2 separate regions of the Homo sapiens genome follow, and region 2 is linked to region 1. A link is an interaction called in ENCODE POLR2A ChIA-PET data of the cell type or tissue named here. Cell type or tissue: Panc1. All regions are shown on one strand. Links, peaks and the distances in the headings refer to the core of each region. The heading gives the core; the rest is flanking DNA.

The links. ChIA-PET counts read pairs that join two places held together with the same protein. Peaks named below come from ENCODE experiments on the same cell type or tissue, not always from the same donor. Only the 100,000 strongest peaks of a DNase experiment are listed, where the experiment ranks them.
Region 2: POLR2A ChIA-PET joins it to region 1 with 5 read pairs; 2 of 35 experiments call an interaction of 5 or more read pairs at or near these places.

Annotation. Positions count from the first base shown.
Region 1 is chr3:53,684,061-53,688,977 of GRCh38, forward strand. All of the region lies in intron 8 of CACNA1D (calcium voltage-gated channel subunit alpha1 D), which reads left to right. Among named protein-coding and RNA genes, the nearest start is that of CHDH, 160 kb to the right of the region's middle. In Panc1, for the core only: no CTCF peak of the experiment used is centred there; no DNase peak of the experiment used is centred there.
Region 2 is chr3:53,506,803-53,511,719 of GRCh38, forward strand. The region is part of intron 3 of CACNA1D (calcium voltage-gated channel subunit alpha1 D); the gene reads left to right. Among named protein-coding and RNA genes, the nearest start is that of CACNA1D, 15 kb to the left of the region's middle. In Panc1, for the core only: no CTCF peak of the experiment used is centred there; no DNase peak of the experiment used is centred there; H3K27ac peaks cover 779 bases.

The DNA of each region.
Region 1 (4,917 bases), core at 561-4,560:
AGAAAATAATAAGAATATGCATTTACTTGTTTGCAGATATAGTGCAAGTTGTAGGGCAATGGGTGACATCTTCAAAGAGGTAAAAGGAAAAACGATTCTGTATGAAGCAAGAATACCCTTCACAAAAGAAGGAAGTAGAAAAACTTTCAGGTAAACAAAATCTAAGAATTGGTCACCAACAAATTTGCACTCTAAGAAATGTTAAAGGAGGTTCTTCAGGCTAGAAGAAAATAATACCAGATAGAAACGTTAAATGTCCGCTTTAAAAACGAGGAGCATGGCCGGGCACGGTGGCTTACACCTCTAATCCCAGCACTTTGGGAGGCTGAGGCAGGCAGATCACCTGAGGTGGGGAGTTTGAGACTAGCCTGACCAACATGGAGAAACCCCGTCTCTACTAAAAATACAAAAAATTAGCTGAGAGTGGTGGCGCATGCCTGTGGTCCCAGCTACTCTGGAGGCTGAGGCAGGAGAATCGCTTGAACCTGGGAGGTGGAGGTCGTGGTGAGCTGAGGTCACGCCACTGCACTCCAGCCTGGGCAACAAGAGTGAAACTCTGTCAAAAAAAAAAAAAAAAAAAAAAAGCATCAAAATGGCAAACAAAGATAAAAGATTTTTTCTCATTTCTAAATTTTCTAAAAGATAATTTAAAGTAAGCACAAGGTATTATGGGAACTGTAACAGGTCAAAGTAAATTATAGGATAACCATACACAGAAGATAGAAGGAAGTTAAATGGAGCTTCACTGTGATAAAGTTACTACATTTTGAAATAATATGAATTCATGGTAGACTGAGAACTTAAGGATGCATATGATAATCTCCAGAGTAATGACTTAAAAGGGGTACTAAAAAGCTAAAAGAAGAGATAAAATGGAATATTAAATAGTACTAAATTATCCAAAATAAGTCAGAAAAGGAAGAAAAAGGAACAAAGAACATATAGTACCAACAACGAGATGGTAGACAAACCCAGTAATATCAATAATTGCATTGGACGAAAATGTACACAACATTTTAGTTAAAAGATAGAAATTGTCAGACTAAATAAAAATTTAAGATGCTATAAAGACATGGATTAAAAATAAAAAATGGATGAACTGTACTAATCCACACAAGTTGGACTTTAGTATAAGGAACATTTCCAGAAATAGGGACATTTCAGAAATAGACATTTTATTCTCATAAAAAGGTCAATTCACTGAGAAGACACAATGATCCTAAATGTGTTGGCACCTAAATACAGCTTGAGAGTACATGAAGCAAAAGTTGTTAAAATTAAGTGGAGAAATTGATAAATCTAGAAACATAGATGAAAATTTGTATCATTCCTTCTCAATAATTACTAGGTTAAAAACAGCAAATATAGATAATATCTAGATTATATTTAGATTGGTTAATAAATTCAGCCAACTTGACCTAATTGATATTTATAAAATACTGTGTTCAATAATTGCGGAATACACATTCTTTTCAGAGCACGTGGAACATTCACCGACATAGACCATATCTTGGCCATGAAAGTCTCATTACCTCTCGATTGAAATTTTACAAAGTATCTTTGTTCTAATGGCAGTAGATTTAAAACAGAAGCCAATAACAGGCTGTTTATAAACCTTCCCAAATGTTTGGAAATTAAATAACCTATAACTCAAAAAATAATAAAAATTAGAAAATACTTTGAAACTGATAAAATCCAACTGGGAAATTGTATGATCCGTTGAATGCAGTGCTTGGAGGGACATTTATAGCTATATCAGTAAGGAAGAAAGGTTTAAACTCAGTAGTTCTACATTTCCATCTACTAATCTAGAAAAAGAAGACCAAATAAGTCCAAGGTAAGTAGAAAAAAGAATAACAGAAGTAAATAAAATAGAAAACACAAATTATAAAGTTATTTAGAAAGCGTAATAAAAATTGATAAATCTCTAACAAAACTAATCAAAAAAGGAAAAAGAGCAAATTACCAGTTTTATAAATGAAAGAGGAGATACCACAGATATTACAGACATTAAAATAATAAGAGAATAAACTTGGTAACTTAGGAGAAACAGGCAAATTCCTTGAAATACACAGCCTACCAAGAAATAAATTGGGAGAGTCCTATATTTGCCTTTTTAAATGGAATTCAGAATCGCAAACAGAATCGCAAACAGAATCTTCTCTCAATCTTCTCTCAAAGAAAATTAGAAGCCTAGATGAGGTCAAAAGTGAATTATGTCAGCCGATTTAGAAAAAAATTATACCATCCCTAGAAATTCTTTCAGGTAGTAAAGTTGGAGGGAGCATTTCCCAACTCATGAGGCCAAAATCTCAATACCAAAACTTTACAAAGACATAATAAGCACAGTGTCCTTCATTAATTTGGACACAAAAATTCTCAAATATTAGCAAATAGAATATAGCAGGATGAAAGGAATAATATCTCATGGCCAAGTGGGATTTATGCCAGAAATAAGTTGATTCACCATTGGAAAATCAAATAATTTACCATATTAATAGAATGAAAGAGGAAATCATACGATCACCTCAGTAAATGCAGACATTACTAACAATATTCTATAATGATTTCTAATAACTCTCAGCAAACTAAGAATATGCAAAAACTTCCTCAGCCTGAAAAAAAAACTATAGCTGACAACATACTTATTGGTGAAAGACTCAATCTTTTCTTCTTAAGATTAGGAACAAAGTAACCATTTTTCTATCTTCTTTTATTCAATGTTTTATTGAAAGTCTGAAGGTAAGACAAAGAGATAAAAGGCAGAAAGATTGGAAAGAAAGAAAAAACTATTTCTATTTACAGACATAATTGTCTACATAGAAAGTCCCAATAATTGAACCAAAAACCTGCTAGAATTAATAAATGAGTATAGCAGGGTGACAGGATACAAAGTCAGTATACAAAATTCCATTTTATTCCTGTATACAAGCTGCAGGTGTTGAAAATGAAATTTTAAAAAATTACCATCAAAAATTATTTACAATAGCATTCCTAATAGGAATGAATATAAGAAAAGATATGGAAGACCTCTACACTGAAAACTACAAAACACTGATTAGTAAAATTACAATGATCTAAATAAATGAAGATATACCATGCCCATGGATTGAAAGACTCAATATTGTTAAGATGTCCATTTTTCTCTATGCATTGAATGTTGTCCCATTTATAAATCTCAATAGCCTTTCTTTTAGAAACTGACAAGCTTATTCTAAAACTAATATATAATTGCAAATGACCTCTAATGAAAACAATCATAAAAAATAAAGAAGGAGGGCTTATACTGCTGATTTCAAAATTTACTGTAAAGCTGTAATAAATACAATGTTTGACATAAAGATAGATGACTAGAATAACTGAATGGAATAACAAATTCAGAAATTCCTTTATATGTTCAATTGCTTTTTGATAAAGGTGCTAGATAATTCAGTGGAGAAAGGATACTCTTTTTAGTTAAAAAAAAAAAAATAAGCTGGAGAAACTGGGTATCTGCAAAAAGTGTGATGCTCAGGTCATACCAGACACAAACATTAAACTTGAAATCGATCATAGATCTAATTAAAAAGCTAAACATATAAATATTTTCTAAATAGATTTCTGCTCTTCAAAGACTAGAAATTTAAAGGGAAACCACACTGGGAGAAAATACAACACTTACATCTGTGTATCTAGAATATGTGAAGAACTCTTAACAACTAGATAATAGATGAGCAACTCAAAAATTGGCAAAACATACTTTACACAAGAATGTATATGAGTAGCCAGTAAGTACACATTAAAGATGTTCTATGTCATAAACCATCAGGGAAGTACAAGTTAAGAAACTGCTACATAGATAGTACAATAGCTAAAATCAAAAAGACTATTTCCAAGTGTCACCAAGAGTACAGAGCAACTGATATGCTCATACATTGTTTATAGAAACATAAAATGATACAACTACTTTAGCAAAGTTTGTCAGTATCTCATAAAGTTAAACATATACTCACCATATGGCCAAGCAATTCCATTTCTAGTATTTGCCCAAGAGAAATGAAAATCTATGTCTACAAAATGACTAGTACATGAGCACTCATAGAGCCTTATTCATAGTAGCCCCTGTGGGGCTGTTGGAAGCTTCAGTCTCCACAGACTCGGCCTTGGGTGGAGGTCCGCCCAGCTGGGGTGAGGCAGTGATCTGGCTGCGAGCTGTGCCACCCTGGCCTGTGGGGTCTCTGCTGGCTGAGGGATTACTGGTTTCTCTGTTGTAGTGAGGGGAGCACAAAGGCAGGGGTCAGAAGTGCTGGCCCGTGTGCTTGCTCTGTACTTACAGAGGCATGACTTCTTTGGTCAGTATACTTCACGTTTCCAAATCAAGGCTTTTTCTTCCTAAAATTGGAGCGCCCCATCTCTGACTTTTCTCACAGAGCCATCCTAATAACCAAGGAGAGAAATGGATGGGAAGGGCCTGGATAAACGGGAAGACCTTTCCAAGTATGTGGGAGCTCCACACTGGCCTGGTTGTGTCCTCCTCCTCGGAGGTCATTTCTGTGAGCTGGAAAAGTCATCTCATTTGCAGTCTGGATGTTTATCTGCACTTCTCTCCAGGGCCTCACATCCTTCCAAGACCTGGAGCGGCACTTGGCGCATTAGCCTGATTTCTCTAAGTCTGACTGTCATGAGTTTGGTTTTGGGTTCAGGGATAAAACATTAATCCACAGTGAACCCATCATTCCTTCGAATTTCTGCTTTAAAATAAATCTTGGTTTAAGTTGCCTGCTGGCAGTTTTGGGCCTCTGAGTCTTGGAGACCCTTGCTGTGTCTGAAGGATTTTAAGTCAGTGGGTGAGAGTACACCACCTGCTGAGAGGTGTACTGTCCCCAGAGGCCCACCTGTCCTTAAATCATGGACTATTACTTACAAACAGGCCCACAG
Region 2 (4,917 bases), core at 590-4,589, 180 kb before region 1:
ATACTTTTTGAATCTGTAAGTTATAAACCTGTCTTCTGTATTCAATGTTGTATATTAGCCACATTGCAGATGATTCTATTTGGATGGATGTGTGACTGTCACCTTTCACATAAAAATTGATTGAGCCAGTCATAGTGGTATGTGCCTGTAGTCCCAGCTATGTGGGAGGCTGAGGCAGGAGTCTTGGTTGAGCCCAGGAGTTTGAGACTGTAGGGGACTATGAGTGAGCCACTGCACTCTAGCCTGGGTGACAGAGCAAGACTCTATCTCAAAAAAAAAAAAAAAAAAAAACAAAAAAATGTGGTAGAAGGGGAGAGAGCCTCAAAATGACCAGAGTAGATGGACTCGTGTAGTAAAACTTTACCCAAAGTTGGTTTCCTAATGATATAATGTGAAACAGTCTATGTGCTATACAAATAATTATATCTCTTTTGTTAAGCCTTACGTCATTTTGACAAAGGCTTTACTTGATTGAGTATTGACGGCTTTTCCAAAATAAAATCCAGCTCTTAATTGAGATTTGTGGCTGGGCATAGTAGCTCATGCTTGTAATCCCAGCACTTTGGGACACTTAGCAGGGAGGATTGCTGGAGGCCAGGAGTTCAAAACCAGAATGGGCAACATAGTGAGATTCCATGTCTCCCCCCGCCAAAAAAAAAAAAAAAATTAGCTGGGTGTGGTGGCGTGCACCTGTGGTCCCAGCTACTCAGGAGGCTGAGGTGGGGGGATTGCTTGTGCCTGGGAGGTCAAGACTATAGTGAGCTGTGATTATGTTACTGTACTCTAGCCTGGGTGACAGAATGAGACCCTGTCTCAAAAATAAAGGAAAAAAAGAAGAATTTAGGTTTTTTACTATTAAAATTCCATAAGAGGAATTCCAGTGGGGGTCCTTGCTCATTTGGTTTGTTTTTTTACAATGTGAATATCATTATTTTATAGTCATACCTTATACAACGAACCTCCCCATCTAGACCCTTCACTAGTGAGACTACCTTAGGGTGAGGATATTTGGGTATATTAGAGTATTAGCCAGAACTCTTTGGGTTACAGATTGTGGGAATACAACTCACTCAAATTGGCTTAGCTGAAAAAAAAGTGCGTATGTATGTACAATTTATAAACTCAGTTAACCAAAGAGTCCACTGGGTAGAAATGGCATCAGACACAGCTGGAAAGGGGGGGCTGAAAAGATGTCACCAGCATTCTATCCCTGCCCTGCACCCTCGGGTTTCTGAGCCAGAGTCTGACTGACCTCTAGTAGGTCAGCCTCACGTTGCCTATGTGTACATCTTCCTCAGCTCATTTTGAGGAGGGCATGTGGGGACGTGCATTTCTTTCTTTTTTTCAAATTTTATTTTATTTTAAGTTCCGGGATACATGTGCAGGATGTGCAGGTTTGTTACATAGGTAAATGCATGCCACGGTGGTTTGCCGCACCTATCAACCCATCACCTAGGTATTAAGCCCTGCATGCATTAGCTATTTATCCTGATGCTCTTCCTCCCACATTTCTTTTTTTTTGTTTTTAGCATTTATTTTAGGTTTGGGGGTACATGTGAAGGTTTGTTACATAGGTAAACACAAGTCGCACAGGTTTGTTGTACATATTATTTCATCACCCAGGTATTAAGCCTAGTACCCAATAGTTATCTTTTCTGTTCCTCTCTCTTCCCCCACCACCCCGCAACTCAAGTAGACCCAGTGTCTGTTGTTTCCCTCTGTGTTCGTAAGTTCTTATCATTTAGCTCCCGCTTATAAGTGAGAGCAAGGCATTTCTTTCTTAATCTCAGCTTAAGTTCGGCATTTTAACAATGATTGCATCAGAAACAGAGACCTCTGTAGCAGATTGGTGGGTAGTTTTCTTTTTTTTTAACCTTCCTCATTGGTGTTTGTTTACTTTTTAACTGTCTGACAAATGTGAAAAGTACCCAATACAGGGTGACAGCATGCCCAGCAGTAGAGACACTTGGGTGTTAAATACCAGTGGCGGTGGGGACACGCCCCAACAGACCCCAACAGCTTCTCACCAAAGAAAGTTCCTAAAGGAATGGAAGAGGTTCTAGAATTCTGGAGGTGGGGTGTACAGGGAGGGACCATGTGCACTGTTACTGTTGAGTGGACAGATGTGCAGAAGGGAGGGGTGTCGGCGGGTGTCCCTGCCCCAGCAAGGGTAGAGGGCTGGTTAGCAGTTGATCCAGGAGTAGATGTTAGCATCCCCACCATGCAGCTACAGGATGTGGTCCTCAAGTCCTGTCTGCTCATGTGATGGAAATAAGGAGAGTGGTGGAGGCGGGGGCCTTCCTTTTTTAATTCAGGTGAGATTGGTATTCTCCCAGCTGGGGTTCCTGTGGGCTGTAAGGGTGTTTGGCTGGGCAGGCAAAGCCGGAAATGGGTGGTATGGAGGAAGAAACAGAATAGCTGAAGATGGGATGAAGGAGGAACTGCCTGAACTGATCAGTGAGCTCCACAGCCCCCTCTGTGTGTGTGTGTGTGTGTTTGAGAGAGTAAGAGAGAGCTCATGCTCATGAGTGTGTGAGTTAGGGGAAAGGTGGAGGTGGGCATTGTTGACACAGGCCTTGCAGGACGAAGCCTTCCTTTGGTGGCTTTAATTAAGCAGGGCCCCAGACACTGCCTGGGCTGGAGAAAATGACTTTCTTCTCCAGAACTTCAAAGCAATTATTTTTGCTAATTTTTTCCTTCCTCCCTGTTAGGTGAGTGGTAGTTTTAGAAATCACAGGACATCTGTTGAAATTATTGAATGAGTGAACGCGAGGTGAGGCTGGAGGGAATCAGGGGCTGACCCGAGGGAGGGCGGGGAGGCAGGTGCAGACTGCTCAGTGAGTGTGGTGGGATCCCGGTCTTGGCTGGCCCTGTAGGAGCCCAGCCAGGGAAGGCAGGAAGAGGTGGCCTAGGTTAGCTTTGCCTGGGGATTCAAAGGGGCCAGGCGAGAGGCTCATGCTCTTTCTCCTTCCCTTTCCCTGCCATGCTCATCTTCTGAGGGCTGACGCTGAATCCTTTTCCTGTGTCCGTCAGGGATTCCTGCATAACATAGACTCACAGATACTTTTTTACAGCTATAAGAGGACGTATTTATAAGAAAGGAAATTGAGGCAGCTTTATTCAACAAATATTGATTGAGACCTCCTGTGCAGAGCACAGCAGCCCTGTGTTTCTGCCTTCCAGCCCGCTGCTGTGGCTCCCCATGCCTTGTTGTGAAGGAAAACCTACAGTGTGGGGTTGGAAAACAGCCAGATTTGTTTTCATATTTTGCATTCTTACTATAAATCATCACTCAAAATTGACACAAGTAATACATGAATACATTGTTTCAAATAATTAAAACAATACAGATAAAGTAACAAACCCCTTTACCTACCCAACTCCTTCTAATTACAATGATCAGTTCCGTGTGTCCCTTCCGAATTGTTTTTCACAGCGTGTGTGTACGTATGTATATATCACCTGTGCATTTTGAAACATAAATACAGTTTGAGTATTTTAAATTTCGTGCAAGTGGGAACATGCATTCTATGGCTTCCTTTTTCCCACTCAATAGACCTTACAGACCTTTCCATATCTGTATGCAGAAATCTAACAACTTCATAGTTGGTGTAAAATATTCCATGTATGAATGTACCACAGTTTATTTGTTTTCTTTGTGATGAACATTTAGGGTAATTCCAAAAGTTTTACTGTTTCAAATCATGCTGCATTGAATATCCTTTTGTATGCTTCTTTGTGCATGCAAGAAAACGTTTGTCTGGGATGACAACTCAGAAGTAAACTCTCCGGGTTGGAGGGTATGTGCGTTTTTAATATCCATGTTTATTGCCACATCATTCTTCACTAAGCCTGTACTCTTTTACCTCACACCACATCTCACTGCCTCAGCAGTCATTTCACTCTGCAGAGTGACCTCATGTGTTCTGTATCTTAGGCTGTACAAAAGGAAGTCTTGGGGGTTGGGTCTGGCCTCTCTCTGGGATGTTAGTAGCATCTGGAGCATCTGGTTAGAGTAGAAAGTCCACAAACCTGAGCCCTAGATTTTAGGAATCTATTTTGCACCAGTGACCAGATAAAAGGCACCAAAACTTATTCTTGTCTCCCTTGCTTTCAGTCCCAGGTGCTTAGATACTATTGTTTCTTTTGAGTGAAATATTCATTCCAGGTAGCTAATAGGTAAATAAGTTCCTAATACAAAAACTGAGTCTTATTTTGGAACGTTTGCTTGCTACGGACTGGTTTCATGACAAATACTGCCTTTATGTCCCTGTTAGTTGGGGAAGAAGAATATCCAATCCGGTATGTCTCTGATGTCCCGTGTTCTTATTATCTGTTTTATTTTCACACACAGTAAAATCTCGCTATTATTATGGTGTTTAGGGTTTGTGCCCTTCTTATTTCCGAAATCTCTGAGGTGGTTTAGAAAATAGAATTTGATGAAAGTGGGACAATGGGGAATGGAAGCAAAGTCTACTTGCCAGGGTGCTCGAGGGGAACTGATTGCTGACACCTGGACATGGAATTGGCCTCAAGGTTTCCCAGCAGCGGCGGCGAAAAAGAGTACATCCTGACACACAGGGTTTTTATCCTTTCGACAAAGGGAAGCAGCCACGCTCATTCAGAGCAGCACTTTCTAGGAAGCACATCCAAGGAGGAATCTCCAGCGCAGGTCCTTGTGTAAGGTACATTGTTGGAGCACAATGAGCCATGTCTTCGCCGTGCTTTTGTCGGGGTCAGAAATGCCGCGCAAGCAGATGGTCCCTGCATTCATGTTTTTCAGGGGTCAGGGTACGACATTAAACTGTGGTATAATGAAAATGGAAGTACTTCTCATTTCTATAAAAACGCTGCTTTTTGATTATATAAATTAGTATAGGATGAAAGCTGGGAAGATGAAAAAAGAGTAGTTTAACA